Regions from separate parts of the Homo sapiens genome. Here region 2 is linked to region 1. The links are chromatin contacts, found by Hi-C or POLR2A ChIA-PET in ENCODE. All regions are on one chromosome and are shown on one strand. Each heading gives the region's core, a stretch centred on a gene start or an enhancer-like site at or near the end of the contact. The rest is flanking DNA. Distances are from core to core; before and after follow the strand shown. Region 1 holds the start of NPHP4 (nephrocystin 4). Region 2 overlaps TP73 (tumor protein p73).

What was found. Hi-C counts contacts between places; a loop is a spot of excess contacts on that map. ChIA-PET counts read pairs that join two places held with the same protein, here RNA polymerase II (POLR2A). Pooled maps may share reads with other maps.
Region 2: a pooled map shows a loop between it and region 1 (5-fold over the local background). The contact joins the enhancer-like site here to the promoter of NPHP4 in region 1. A Hi-C loop is called at or near these places in 1 of 37 single-sample maps with no recorded cell type and 3 of 50 pooled maps. POLR2A ChIA-PET finds 5 or more read pairs at or near these places in 1 of 52 experiments (Panc1).

Annotation. Positions count from the first base shown.
Region 1 is chr1:5,989,313-5,995,442 of GRCh38, forward strand. NPHP4 (nephrocystin 4) reads right to left here and starts at 3,113. Exons shown (of 30, transcript NM_015102.5): 1 at 2,932-3,113. It also overlaps a transcript of KCNAB2 not described here. RefSeq lists enhancers at 1,682-2,536, 4,413-4,462 and silencers at 2,613-2,792, 2,943-3,112, 3,153-3,332, 3,413-3,662.
Region 2 is chr1:3,676,737-3,682,866 of GRCh38, forward strand. It overlaps TP73 (tumor protein p73), which reads left to right. Exons shown (of 14, transcript NM_005427.4): 2 at 5,597-5,694. The coding sequence starts at 5,630. Among named protein-coding and RNA genes, the nearest start is that of TP73-AS3, 11 kb to the left of the region's middle. RefSeq lists a silencer at 3,496-3,663 and an enhancer at 3,953-4,688. Within about 2 kb of position 2,260, at least 2 of the 41 ENCODE cell types and tissues checked have a DNase peak (open chromatin) inside an H3K27ac peak, as active enhancers do.

The sequences.
Region 1 (6,130 bases), core at 1,863-4,362:
GAGCCACAGGAAATCATACAGCTGTCCACGACTTATAAGCAGAAGACACCTGACCAATACCAGCTCAAGGGCCATCTCCCCCAGGAGGGCTTCCCAGGTGCTCCCAGGGTCCAGGCCCCAGGCTCACATGGCCCCTGTGCTTCCCTTGGTCACATCATTCGTCACCTATCTTGTGTTGAATTGCTCGCTGGCCAAGTTCTTGAAGAAAGAAGCCTCATTCCTCCTGTGTTCTTGGTACCGTCACAACTCAGTAAATGGTCACGGAACCAAACAGAAGCTTTAGCAAAGCTACCCTCAAGCTTTTCTTTCCCACTGATGTTTTATAACATTCAGAAATGTATTCACACACAATGCAGGCCGTGATGGCCCCAGGTGGGGATTTCAGAGAGGAAGTCTCTCCTGACGCAGATGCCCATGCTCCTCACCTGCCCCAGATTTCTGACCCGGTGCCTCCTGCCCTCTCCCTGGGTGTCTGCAGGACTCAGTGCCACACTTGGCCCAAGGACACTGCTGAAGGACGTGCATACGCCAGTCGACCCTCACAGGGAGCATGAAGCATGCCGGCCCCCTGCTGTACTAGGAGGGCAGACACTAGGCGGAAGGGCATCCATTCCGAAAGCACCTGCCACCCACACGGAAGTCCTGAGGCTCGGGATGTGGAGGCAGGGCAGTCCTAGTCTGAGGGGCCACGGAGGCCGAGGTGACACCTGAGACTCTGCAGGTGGGAGCCCAAGCGCCCGCAGCAGCTCTCACTGCCATCCCAGCACCTCACAAACCTCTCCGGGTGCCCTTCCACCTGCTCCTTGCTCCTTTCCACCTCTGCTCTGGCCTCTAGGAGTCAAACCAAATGCTCCCTCCTCAGAGCGAGAGCCCCATCCCCCACCTCCGGCTGCTCCCACACAGGGCAGGTGACAGAAGAGCCACCACGCTTCACCAGGGCTGTGCTGTAGTCCTGCGAGACTGTGAGCTCCATGACACCAGGCTGGGTCTTCAGCAAAAGTCTTTTAAGGATGAAATACAAATGCCCTGGAGGAAGTGCAGAGGGGCCTTTGGGGCCAAATCAACAATAAAAGAGAAAATCGAGAAGGCTCCAGGTCTTGAACCCAAGAAAAGGGTACAGTGGGCTCTCCAGGGGAAAAAAAAAAAGAAGAAGAAGAAAATACACCCACTTTTAATGAGCCCCTGATGCAAGACAGGAACTCACATTCTATGGTTACTATTCCAACAACTCTGCCAAATGAGAATCATCATTATCGCCATCTTACAGATGAGAACACTGAGACTCAGAAAGGATAAACAGCCAATCCAAGGTCACACAGCTAGCTATTATAACTAGCTATTATAATAGTATTATAGATATAATACTGTAAGCTATTATAACTACCTCCCACTACCTCAATCAAGGAGGCCAGGAGAGGCCAAGGGAGAAGAGAGGCCCAGAGGGAAAAAGTAAGAGCACCAAAGGAACCCAGGGCTAATGCTGTCTCCTCTTTAACTTCAGGACAGATTCGCAGCCTCCCCACCTGTTTCCAACCTCCAAAATGAGAGCTGTGAAATCTCCTTGAGATCTCTGCTTCTGCTGATCTATTCAGCAACTATTTCCCGAGCACTTGTGTTCCAGTGCATAAGAAGGCTGTCAAATGTGCTGTCTTCAAGCATCTAGAAAGCCAGTGGGGGAGAAAGACAAGAAAGTGACTGTGAGCAGCAACAGGCCCCCGGGAGGGTGCAGAGGTGAGCAGGGCTGAAGGAAGATGCAGGGGGTGGGAGGCGCTGTCAGGGTCCGGGAAGCCTCCTTCCCGGAATGGAAAATGTGTAATGCCTGAGACCCAGATGCCTTGGGGAGCTTTTGGGGAAGCAGAGGTCTGATTAAGCACTGCCTGGAATTCCCTCATTCATGAGCATTCTTTCAGCACCTACCCTGCGCCCGGGAGAAACGGTCTTGAACACAGCAGACAAGCTCGCTACCCCCATAGAATGTAAAGAAACGGGGCACAAATTAGCATACAAAAAGACACAAGTGTGACCTACGGAAACTGCACAGAGGAGGTGCAACGAACGGAGCCCTGGGTTAGGACCGGGAGGCGCTGCCCACCATCAACAGAAATACTCCTCCTTTTGCCAACTACACACGCGAGAGGCTGGATTTCCTTCACAGACGTCCACCAAAGCCACACATCGCGACACACGGAGGCAGAAAGCAGCGGTCTCCTAAGAAGTTAGACACGAGGAATCTCGGGCAGCGAGGTGCCTGCAAGCCCGGGGGCGGGCGGGAGCAGCCTGCACGCGTGGGGAAGGGCACGCGGGAGCGGGTGGCGCCTTCCGGGCCGGGTCGGCCGGGAGGTTCCAAGGCAGGAAAGGGGCGCAGAAGGCCGGGACGGCGCCGGGTACAAAGCCTCGCAGGGACGCCCGAAGGCCGCAGAGCCACCGCGGGGAACTGACAGCCGGAGCCGGAGCTGGAGCCGGGGGGCGGGGAGGAGGGGCGGAGGGGCGCGGCCAGGCGGGGTCCGCGGACTCCGGCCTGGGAAGGATGCGCGCGGACTAGGGCGCGGGGAGCCAAGGCCCAGAACATCGGTACCGCGCTCCCTTCAGCCGAGGGGCTGCAGAGAGGCCAGGGGGCAGGGGGCAGGGGGCAGGGGGCAGGGGGCAAAGGGCAAGGGCAGAAAGGAACCCACGTAGCCAAACGGCACCCAGCGGCCCCGACCCCAAGTGTCCCGACGAGGGGGGACGCCTGCGACTAACGCGGGGACAGCCCCCGCCGCGCGCCACCGCCGCACCCCAGGCACCGGGCCCCCACGCAGGGACGGCGTGGACCACCCTACCCCCGAACCCCGAGGCTCTGGCCAACACTGAGGCCCCCTGTGCCTCGAGGCCGCGTCCAACCTCCCCCGCGGCGCCGGCCCACATGGTTCCGCCCGCCGCGGGCCGCGTTACCTAGGAGACCGACCCGCCGCGGCCGCGCCGGAGGCCACGGAGCCCACGCTTTTCAGAGAGTCTCCACTCGACGGACCCAGAGGCCCGGCGGCCGGTGCTCAACGGAGCCACAAGCCTGAGGACCGAGGACTGGCCGAGGGGCGCGCCCCGTCCGCTGCCACCCGCGGGAGGAGCCTCGGAAGGCGGCGCACCGCGCCGCACACTCAGTCCAAGAACCCGCCTCGCGTCACTGTCGCCGTCAGGGCCGCGGAGCCAATCAGAGCCCAAGTCGAGGGCTGCGCTTTGCGAGCGCCAGCCAATCGGTGCGGCGGCGGGCCCATCCTGATTTGCATGTCCGACGACCCCTCAACCAATGGTAATGTGACTGGCGTGAACAATAGCCAATCAGAAGCTGGAAGAGGCGTGGCCCCGGGCGTCCCACGAGGTGAAGATGCTGCTGGCGGAACCTGCAGGAGCTAGCGGGATTCGGGGGCGCTAAAGTCGCAGGGGCAGGGCGGGAAGGAAGATCCGGCGCGGGGCACAGGATCCGGAGCTGGAGCCCCCAGGTGAGTACCGGGGAGACCCCGGCGGGGCGCGCTTTCCACCAAGCTGCTCCGGGACGGCGGCGGCGGGTATCCGCGAGGCCCGCGCTGCGGCAGGCGCCGCGGTCCCGTCTCCATCTCTTCTTCCCCGGCCCTGCGTCCCTGCCTCCGCCGCTGTCTCACCTCCTCTCCAGCCTCCTCACCTCCTTCTCCATCGTCTCCCTTCCCCCATCCCTTTCTGTCTTTCCTTCCCTGTCCTCCCGCCCGCCCGACCCTTCAGCTCGCATCCCTGACCCCTGCCCCTGCCGCCGTCCCTCTTCCCGGTGCACCTCTTCCCCATCTCTGCCCGCTCCGGTCCTAGCAGCCTCGCCCTCCCCTTTCCTCCATCCTCCTCTCATCCCCTCTCCCGGCCTCTGCGCAGCCCCACCGGGGCGCTGCTGTTCCCGGTCCTCCCCATCTCTCCTCCTGATCGCTTCTCAAGGCTCATCCGTCGTTCTCGCTGCCTGTCCCTGTGTCGCTCCGGTCCCTTTCCCCACCCTCCCATTCTGCCCCCAGCCCCTCCGACCTCTCCCCGCGGGCACGCTCTCACCACCTTACCCTGCTCCCCAAGACTGTGACCCTGCTTCCTGCACCAGTTCCTCGGGCTGTTTACAGCACACACACCGCCACTTCTGACCCTGAGCCCCTACTCCTATCTTAAGCTTCTCCCTCCTGCCAGGCCTTGGCACAAAGCACTTCCGCACCTCCCTACCTGCTGCTGCTCCCAGGATGCAAAGACCCCACTGCTGCACCGCGTCCTGCGGCATTAGCAGCAGCCGGGGTACCTGCCCACCTTCCCACCCCGCCAACCAGCCGCATCCTGGTGTCCCTCCTCCTGGCATTTGTCCTGGGGGCTCTTACAGGGACTGTGCTTTGCCCGCAGCATCCCGGGGTGCTCCAGGTGGAAAGCCCCTTAGCACCTTTCCTCCCTGGCCACCGTCTCCTTCCCTCCCCACCCCCACTTTCCTGCTCAGCCTCACTTTGTGATTCAGCATTTTTGGGGTTGGTAACTTTCTTGCTTCCTGTCGTGATAGGGACCTGGCTACGGAGCTGAAGGCAGGGGTCTTGACCCTGCGGTTAGCAGGGCCACCTTAGGAACCAGACCTGAGCTGCCTGGTTGGGAGGGGGCTGAGGAGCTGGGGACCGCCACTGGGGGTTGTCTTTTCCTCCCTTTCATTTGTCTGCCCTGTGTTGAACTGTGTCCAAGGGGAGATGACATAAGTAATAGCTCTTGGGGAAGTGGGCTATTAGCATTTATGGAAATTAATACATCCACATCCGAGGAGCAAGAACACCAAGTTCAGGCCACAGCTGTCCCACTGTCTGTCGTTTCAGGATTTTTTCTTTCTCTGCAACTTCTCCTCCCCGACAAAAACCCCAGCCTCACCCCTCCCCTTTCCCCCAGTGCCAAGAGTAAGCTCCTGCTCTGCTAAGGAAGCCGCATTCAGGCCCCGCGTTGCAGGTTGCAGGGTTTGGGGACCTACGTGTGGAGAGTCACATCTGCCCACCTGATTCTCGCCTGGCGGCCGTGTCTGCTGCAGAGCCCTGTGCAGCTCCTGGCCCTGTGCTCTCGCAGTGTGGGGCCCTAAGAGTGCACTTGGTCCTCCAGGTCCTGTCATTGTCTCCACGGCCACACTCGGCCTCAGTGGCACTGACAGTGTTCGGGCCGCAGCACATCCCTCGAGAGCAGCATGGTAGGGGCTTCCCTGTTGACACCCAGGGCCATTTTTTTTTTCCCTGCGCCAGTCAGCAAATGCTTTGTAGGTGCTAGTCAACACCTGGGGGCTGAGCCAGGCACTGGAGTTGGGGGGTGTCGTGAAAAAGTGTGAAACCCTTTTCGTGTGTTTCTTGGTTGAGAACCGTCTTGGGTCTGGATTTGGAGCCTGGATGGGAAGCAGTGTGCACAGAAGCCATTGCACCCGGGAGGTGGGACGTGGGCCATGGCGCTAGAGAGCTGGAAAGGCCGAGGGTGCCATGGGCTGGCCAGCTAGAGAAGGCTTCCTCGCTTTCATTTTTCAGTCATCTTCTAAGACCCAAATGGTTCAGGAGGAAGCGAGTGCCACACAGTTTTGATTTGGCAGTTTCCGGCCTGGGCTTGGAGGGAGGGGCCTCCCCTAGACCTTCCTGTGTGTTGGTGCTCTGCCGTGGTAACTGGGAACACATCATCTGTGTGGAAGGAGAGCCTGCTCCCTCGCGAGAACCAGGGGACCGTGCTTCTGTTTCCAGGGACTCTGGCCAGGTGCGGTATGTGTCTGGTCCTCGGCTAAGTTCTCAGTGATATTCACGCCGCCAGAGGTCCCAGAGTGAATGTTTTCCTGGCGTCCCTGAATAAGGAGGCAGGACAGTGGGCAGCTCGGGGCGGCAATTCGAGAAGGATTGATGCCAGAGGTGTCTAGGGCCATAGACCCCATGTTCCCGCCAGTCCCCCTCCCACCACCAGGAGGACTTGGGTCTTGGCACCCAGCAGCCGGTCATCCTTGCTCTCAGAGGACTAAACGGAAGGACAGGCTTCTCCAGGGTCAACAGAGGCAGTGACGGAGCTGGGTTGGACCCCCTACTTCCTACTTATTTGAGCCCAGTTCATGCCTTGGCTGTCCGAGCTGGGGGAAGCCAGCACCCCGAGGACATGACCGGCTGTC
Region 2 (6,130 bases), core at 1,010-3,509, 2.3 Mb before region 1:
CTCATCTCTGAACTGGGGCAGGGTTGGCGTGTGAGCCTGAGGCCCTGCAAAGTGCCTGGCCAGCCTCAGCTCGGAGCCATGGCACAGCACCCCCTCTCCGCCACGGCCCCGACAGCTGGGCGTGCGTTCTGCTGTGGGCAGCTGCCCTGAGCAACGTAGGGTGCTAAGCAGCATCCCTGTCTTGCACACTAGATTCCACAGCACCCTCTGACCCCGTGGAAAATGTCCCCACATGGGAATATCCTCTGGGGGTGGAACTGCCCCTGGTGAGAACCCCTAGGCTGAGACCTCAGAAGGCCCTGAGTCAAACCGAGAAGTCATCAGAGAGCCTTGTTTTCAGCTCCAGGGAGCTTGGGCAGGCTGGTTTTCTGGGCCACACAGTCCCCTCCCCAGCCCACCTGTGCTCCGTGGGTCCCGGGGAAGCTGTGGGGGCCTAATTGCTGGTGTGAGTTCCTTTCCTGTTCTGAGTCACACGTGTGTGGGGGCTCTCCCTGTGGTGCAGCTGGTACAGCGGCCCCTGGAGTTGAGGATCCAAGCAGGCTGAGGTCTGGGTTTGCCGGAGGGCCCTCGGTGGCTGGTCTTTGTCCTGCTCCCACTGCTGTGGGCACTGTAGGACTTGGAACGCTGGTCACCTTTCCAGCCTGGCAAAGGGAGGGGACTTGTCTGAGGCCTCATGGAAGTTGGGGCAGGGTCGAGGTGCCCTGCTTCCTGGGTGTGCCAGCAGCCTACAGCCTGGCTACAGCGTAACCAGGAACACCCAGCACAACTGTCCTTTGCAACTCTGTGCCCTGACTTGATGGTGCCAGGGCTGGGGGGGTGCCGGCCAGCAGCTCCCCAATGACCACCCCCAAATGCTGTGGCCACACAAAGCCTTCCACTGCAAGACCTGTGGTAATACACACTGGACGCCCCTGTTACAACTGAGAACTCATTTATTTCATTTCCTTCCTTCCCTTTTTTTTTTTTTTTTTTTTAGAGTTGTGGTCTAGCTCTGTTGCCCAGACTGGAGTGCAGTGGTGCAATCATGGCTCACTGCAGCCTCGAGCCCCTGGGCTCAAGTGATTCTCCCACCTCAGCACCCTGCGTGGTTTGGACTGCAGGCACATGCCATCACGCCCTCATGCCCAGCTAATATTTTTTTAAGTTTTTGGAGAGCTGAGGTCTCCCTGTGTTGCCCAGGCTGGTCTCAAGCCCTTGGGCTCAAGTAATCCTCCCTCCTTGGCCTCCTAAAGTGTTGGGATTACAGTTATGAACCACTGCACCCAGCCCATCCCTCCTAGACTAAATCTTCTTAGAAAAACCTACACTTCCAATAATGTATTTGCATTTTATGATGTTGATAAAACTTCCTAAAGATGTCTTATGAAATTGGTCTCCTTTCCCCATTGATACACATGATTTTTAAAACTATTGGCAACGTTTCAAAAGCAATTTCTGTTTTGTCCCAGAACCGTGATCCCCTTGTGAACGAATTTTCAAATTAAAAGGCAAATGGTTGGGAAAATTGGATTTAATTGAAAGGCCATTTTATTAGAATTGACTTATTTTTCTCGCCACTGGGATCCTTGCCTGAAAGGCGGCTGTGGGCAGAGGGCACATACTCCCCCTGCCCCAGCGCAGCGTCCCTGCACCCCCAACAGAGCTTCCTGTTCCTCATGCCCAGTACTCCCAGATGCCTGCGGAGCCAGTCATCAGCTCAGGTGTGTGAGGCCGGTTGGGGGAGCCCCTGCCTGGCGCCTGTGCCTGTGAGCAGTGTTCCTGTGGGGCCCTGGGACCAATGCTACCAGCGTTGGCGTTTTCCCAGGAAGTTGGGAATCAGGCATCTCGTGGCTTCCGGTTCAAGTTCCTCCGTGTGCTTTAAGTCTGGGCAGGTTTCCGGGTCCTGGTTTTGGCTAATGAGGAACCCGATTCCCATGGGGGAGGCCGGTGGCTGCAGCAGGGCCCCGAGCAGTGGCAAGGCTGGCCCTCATGACAGTGTCCTCCTCAGGGGGCCTGTCCCAGGCTCTTCATGACTCCCCTGGAGGCTTGTTAAAGGGGCAGATTCCTGGGCCCTGCCCCAGCCCCACTGTGGGGAGGGGTGTCCTGGAAGATGCATCTGCCCAGGGCTTCCGGCTGGTCCACACGCCTGCACCTGGAGGCCCACTGCCCACATCTCAGGCAAACAGGCCTGGGGATGTTTGGGGACCCAACTCCTGGCGTGGAGGAAGCCCCTTTCCCACCCCACATGCTCCTGGTGGTGGCCTGTCCTGTGAGCCTGGAGGGCCGGACGGGTGGGATCGGGGACCCACGACCACGCTCGCTGGCCTCTGTCCTGTGCCCAGGCAGGGATGAGAGGCCAAGCTGGTGTCCTGCAGTGCACAGTGGGTGCCGGTCAGGGGATGTGGAAGCTGGGTCTCCGGCAGGCAGAGGCGCGCTGACAAGAAGGGTCGCTGTTCCTCATTCAGGGTTCAGTGGGAAGAGAGGGTGTCGCTTCAGGGGGAGTTCACAGGATGCCGACTTGAAAATACAGCCAACGCCCATGTCCCAGGCATAAGATCACAAATCATGTTTTGCCGACCAGTTCCTGTGAGCCCTGAGCCCTGCGCGGAGGGATGCCCCGTGCACACCTGTTCACGGAACCCCTGGACCTCCAGTAGGGGTGCGGCGGGATGCCGTCGGCTCCCACGCTGTCTGTCTCCCTGTCCCTCTCTCTTTCCCTCTGTTTCTCTGTCTGTCTCTGTCTGTCTCTGTCTCCCTGTCTCTCTCCATCTCTCTCTGTCTCTCTCCCTGTCTCTCTGTCTCTGTCTCTCTCCATCTCTCTGTCTCTCTTTGTCCTTGTCTCTCCCTGTCTCTGTCTCTCTCACTCTCTGTCTCTCTTTGTCCTTGTCTCTCTGTTTTGTCTCTCTTTGTCCCTGTCTCTCTGTCTCTGTCTCTCTCTCTCTTTGTCCTTGTATCTCTCTGTCTCTCTTTGTCCCTGTCTCTCTCTGCCTTTGTCTCTCTCCGTCTCTCTTTGTCCCTGTCTCTCTCTGCCTTTGTCTCTCTCCGTCTCTCTTTGTCCTTGTCTCTCTGTTTTGTCTCTCTTTGTCCCTGTCTCTCTGTCTCTGTCTCTGTCTCTCTTTGTCCTTGTATCTCTCTGTCTCTCTTTGTCCCTGTCTCTCTCTGCCTTTGTCTCTCTCCGTCTCTCTGTCTCTCTTCCTGTCTCTCTCTATCTCTTTCCCTGTCTCTTTCTGTCTCTCTTTGTCTCTCTCTTTGTCCCTGTCTCTCTGTCTCTCTTCCTGTCTTTCTCTTTCTTTGTCCTTGTCTCTCTCTCTCTGTCTCTCTCTTCCTGTCTCTATCCCTGTCTCTATGTCTCTGTCTCTCTTTGTCCTTGTTTCTCTCTGTCTCTCTGTCTCTGTCTCTCTCTGTCTTTGTCCCACCTTAGCCTTGGGAGGGGACAGCTCACAGGCTGACAGATGAGGTCATGTGTCCTGAGCATGAGGTTTTCAGGTCTCACCCACGCTGTAGCATGTCAGAGCTTCGTTCCTTTTCATGGCCGCGTAATGTTCCATTGCTTGCTGGCACCACATCTCCTGTGCCCGGCCCTCTGCTGATGGGCGTCTGGGCTATGTGCACCGTTCAGCTACCAGGAATGGTGCTGCTGTGAAGGGAGCTGGGATTTTGTCATCCACCTGCTGTGGATGGCAAGTCCATTTCCATCTCTGGACTCAGGTGGCCCATCTACAAAATGAAGGGGATGCGACCCAGAGGCCTCTGGCGGCAAAACCTTCCCAGGCTTGTCCTCTTGGATCTAAGGGAATTTCTTTCCTCCGAGTCCAGCCCCTCCAGTGCTCCTGCCCTTCAGGAAACATGCCTGGGACCCCTCACTTGTGCCCACCCAGCCTTGGCCCACATACCTGCACCAAGAGGCTACCCTACTCATACTGCTCAGCCCAAAGGGACCCACCGTGGGGTATGGGCAAGGGCGGGTTCTGCTCTCCCCCGGGGCCCTGTGCCAGCCTCAGCTGGACCTGCGGTTCTGCTTCCTGTCACACTCTCCCATTTTAAATTAACGGAATGGTGCGGTCCCCATGCACACCCTCAGCTCCACTGGGGTTTTAGCCCAGCCCAGGATCGGAGGCCTGCAAGGGCACACCCACCTGGCCACGTGATGGTGAAGTGGGGTGGGGCAGGGCAACCAAATTAACTTCTAATTCTAAGAGCCCCTGGAGCATTCATCACCAGCACTTACAGCCGTGTGACCTCACACAAGTCACTTAACCCCTCTGAGCCTTGGGGCTCCTGAAAAGTGGATGGAGCGGTCACGCCCACCTGGGAGAGGTGGCTTGGGCCAGCACCCTCTAAGCTGCTTGTCCCAGGCCATCATGGCTCACGGACCGCCCCTCAGCCTGGCCTGTGCCACTTCTCCAGGGCCCGGCACGTGGCAGCCACAGGCTTCTATCAGCTCCCGCCTGCCTGGGGAAGGACAAAAACGACAGGTTCCAGGCCATGGCCTGCACCCCCGCTGGCCGTGGGCAGGTCCAGGCCTGCCTGCCTGAGCATTGCAGGGCGGTGGCCAAGCCTGTCCCATAGCACCTCACCGAGGACCTGGGAGGCTGGCCCAGGGGAGAGGTCACCTCAGCCGGGGCTGGGGGCTGTGGGCAGGGTGGGCTCGGGTTTCCCTGTCCCCTCCCCCAGCTGTGCTCTGCCTGGACACTGCCACCTCCTCATGGGTGTCCAGGGCCACTGGGAGCTGGGCCCAGGGGTTCTCAGGGGAGCAATGGTGGAGACAAAGACCAGCGGACGGGCGCTGGGGTCAGAGCTCTCCAATCCCTGGGTGTCTCCTTCTCAAGGCGTGACCACCCAGGCAGTGGCCGGCTGCAGGACAGGGCAGCTTCAAGTTCCCAGCCTTGCCAGGCTTCCCTGTGGCCCTGGGGTGCAGGAAGGAGCCCCAGCTCAGAAGGCGAGGGGGCGTCTGTGTCCTGCAGCAGTGGGCACAGCTAGGCTCTAGCCGGGGGCTTGGCTGCAGCCTCCAGCGCAGCCCTCACACACGCTGTTCCCAAGATGGGGTGACCGGGACCGGAGCCACCTCCAGGTCCCGGGCATCAGGGAGACCCCAAACCTGGCTGCATCCCCCAGGCCAAACCCAGACACAGGGGATCGTAACAGACCACAGGCCTCACACACTTGTTCCGGCCCAAGCATCCCCCAGGCCAAACCTAGACACAGTGGATCATAACAGACCACAGGCCTCACACGCTTGTCCCGGCCCAAGCATCTCAAAGAGTCTGCTCTCCTGAAGGCCCTCAAGGCAGCCCCAGGAGCGGGTGTTGCTGTCACCCCCTCTTCCAAGGCGACGGCTCTGAGAAGCTCCTGCCTGCCCAGGGCACCCCCACGGATGGGTCTGATCCAGGCCCGCCACCTCCAAGGCAGAGCTGCCCACCTGGCCTTCGGTTTCCAGCCGCGGGGAACAGGGTGGACGAAATGACAGTGGAGAGGGCACAGGGAGGGCAAGGCGGGGGCACCTGCTCCAGGGATGCCCCAGGCAGGCCCACTTGCCTGCCGCCCCCACCGAGGCTGTCACAGGAGGACAGAGCACGAGTTCCCAGGGTGCTCAGGTGTCATTCCTTCCTTCCTGCAGAGCGAGCTGCCCTCGGAGGCCGGCGTGGGGAAGATGGCCCAGTCCACCGCCACCTCCCCTGATGGGGGCACCACGTTTGAGCACCTCTGGAGCTCTCTGTGAGTGCGCTTGGCTGGCCAGAGCTGGGGGCCCCCCTGGGAGGCACTCTGGGCTAGCCTCAGCCACCTTCGCTGGGCTAACTGGGCCAGAGCAGGAGGGGTGGCCCCGGGAGGACTCTGGGCTAGCCCCAGCCACCCTCACTGAGACTTTGGGCTAAACTTGGCAACCCTCACTGGGATTCTGGGCTAGCCTCGACCACCCTTGCTGCACTAACTGGACCAGAGCAGGAGAGGTGGCTCCACACTAGTCTTGGGCTAGCCTTAGCCACCCTCATCAGCTTGGGGACAGGGCGGGTCGGAGGGGCAGGGAAGAGGGACTGCTGCCCTAGGCCTTCCCTGGGGATGCAGGACCAAAATTCAGACTCTTTTCTCTGGCCAGCTCTGGAGAGGGCCCATGGCCAGCAGAGGCCCAGAATAACAGAGCCCATGACTGGCT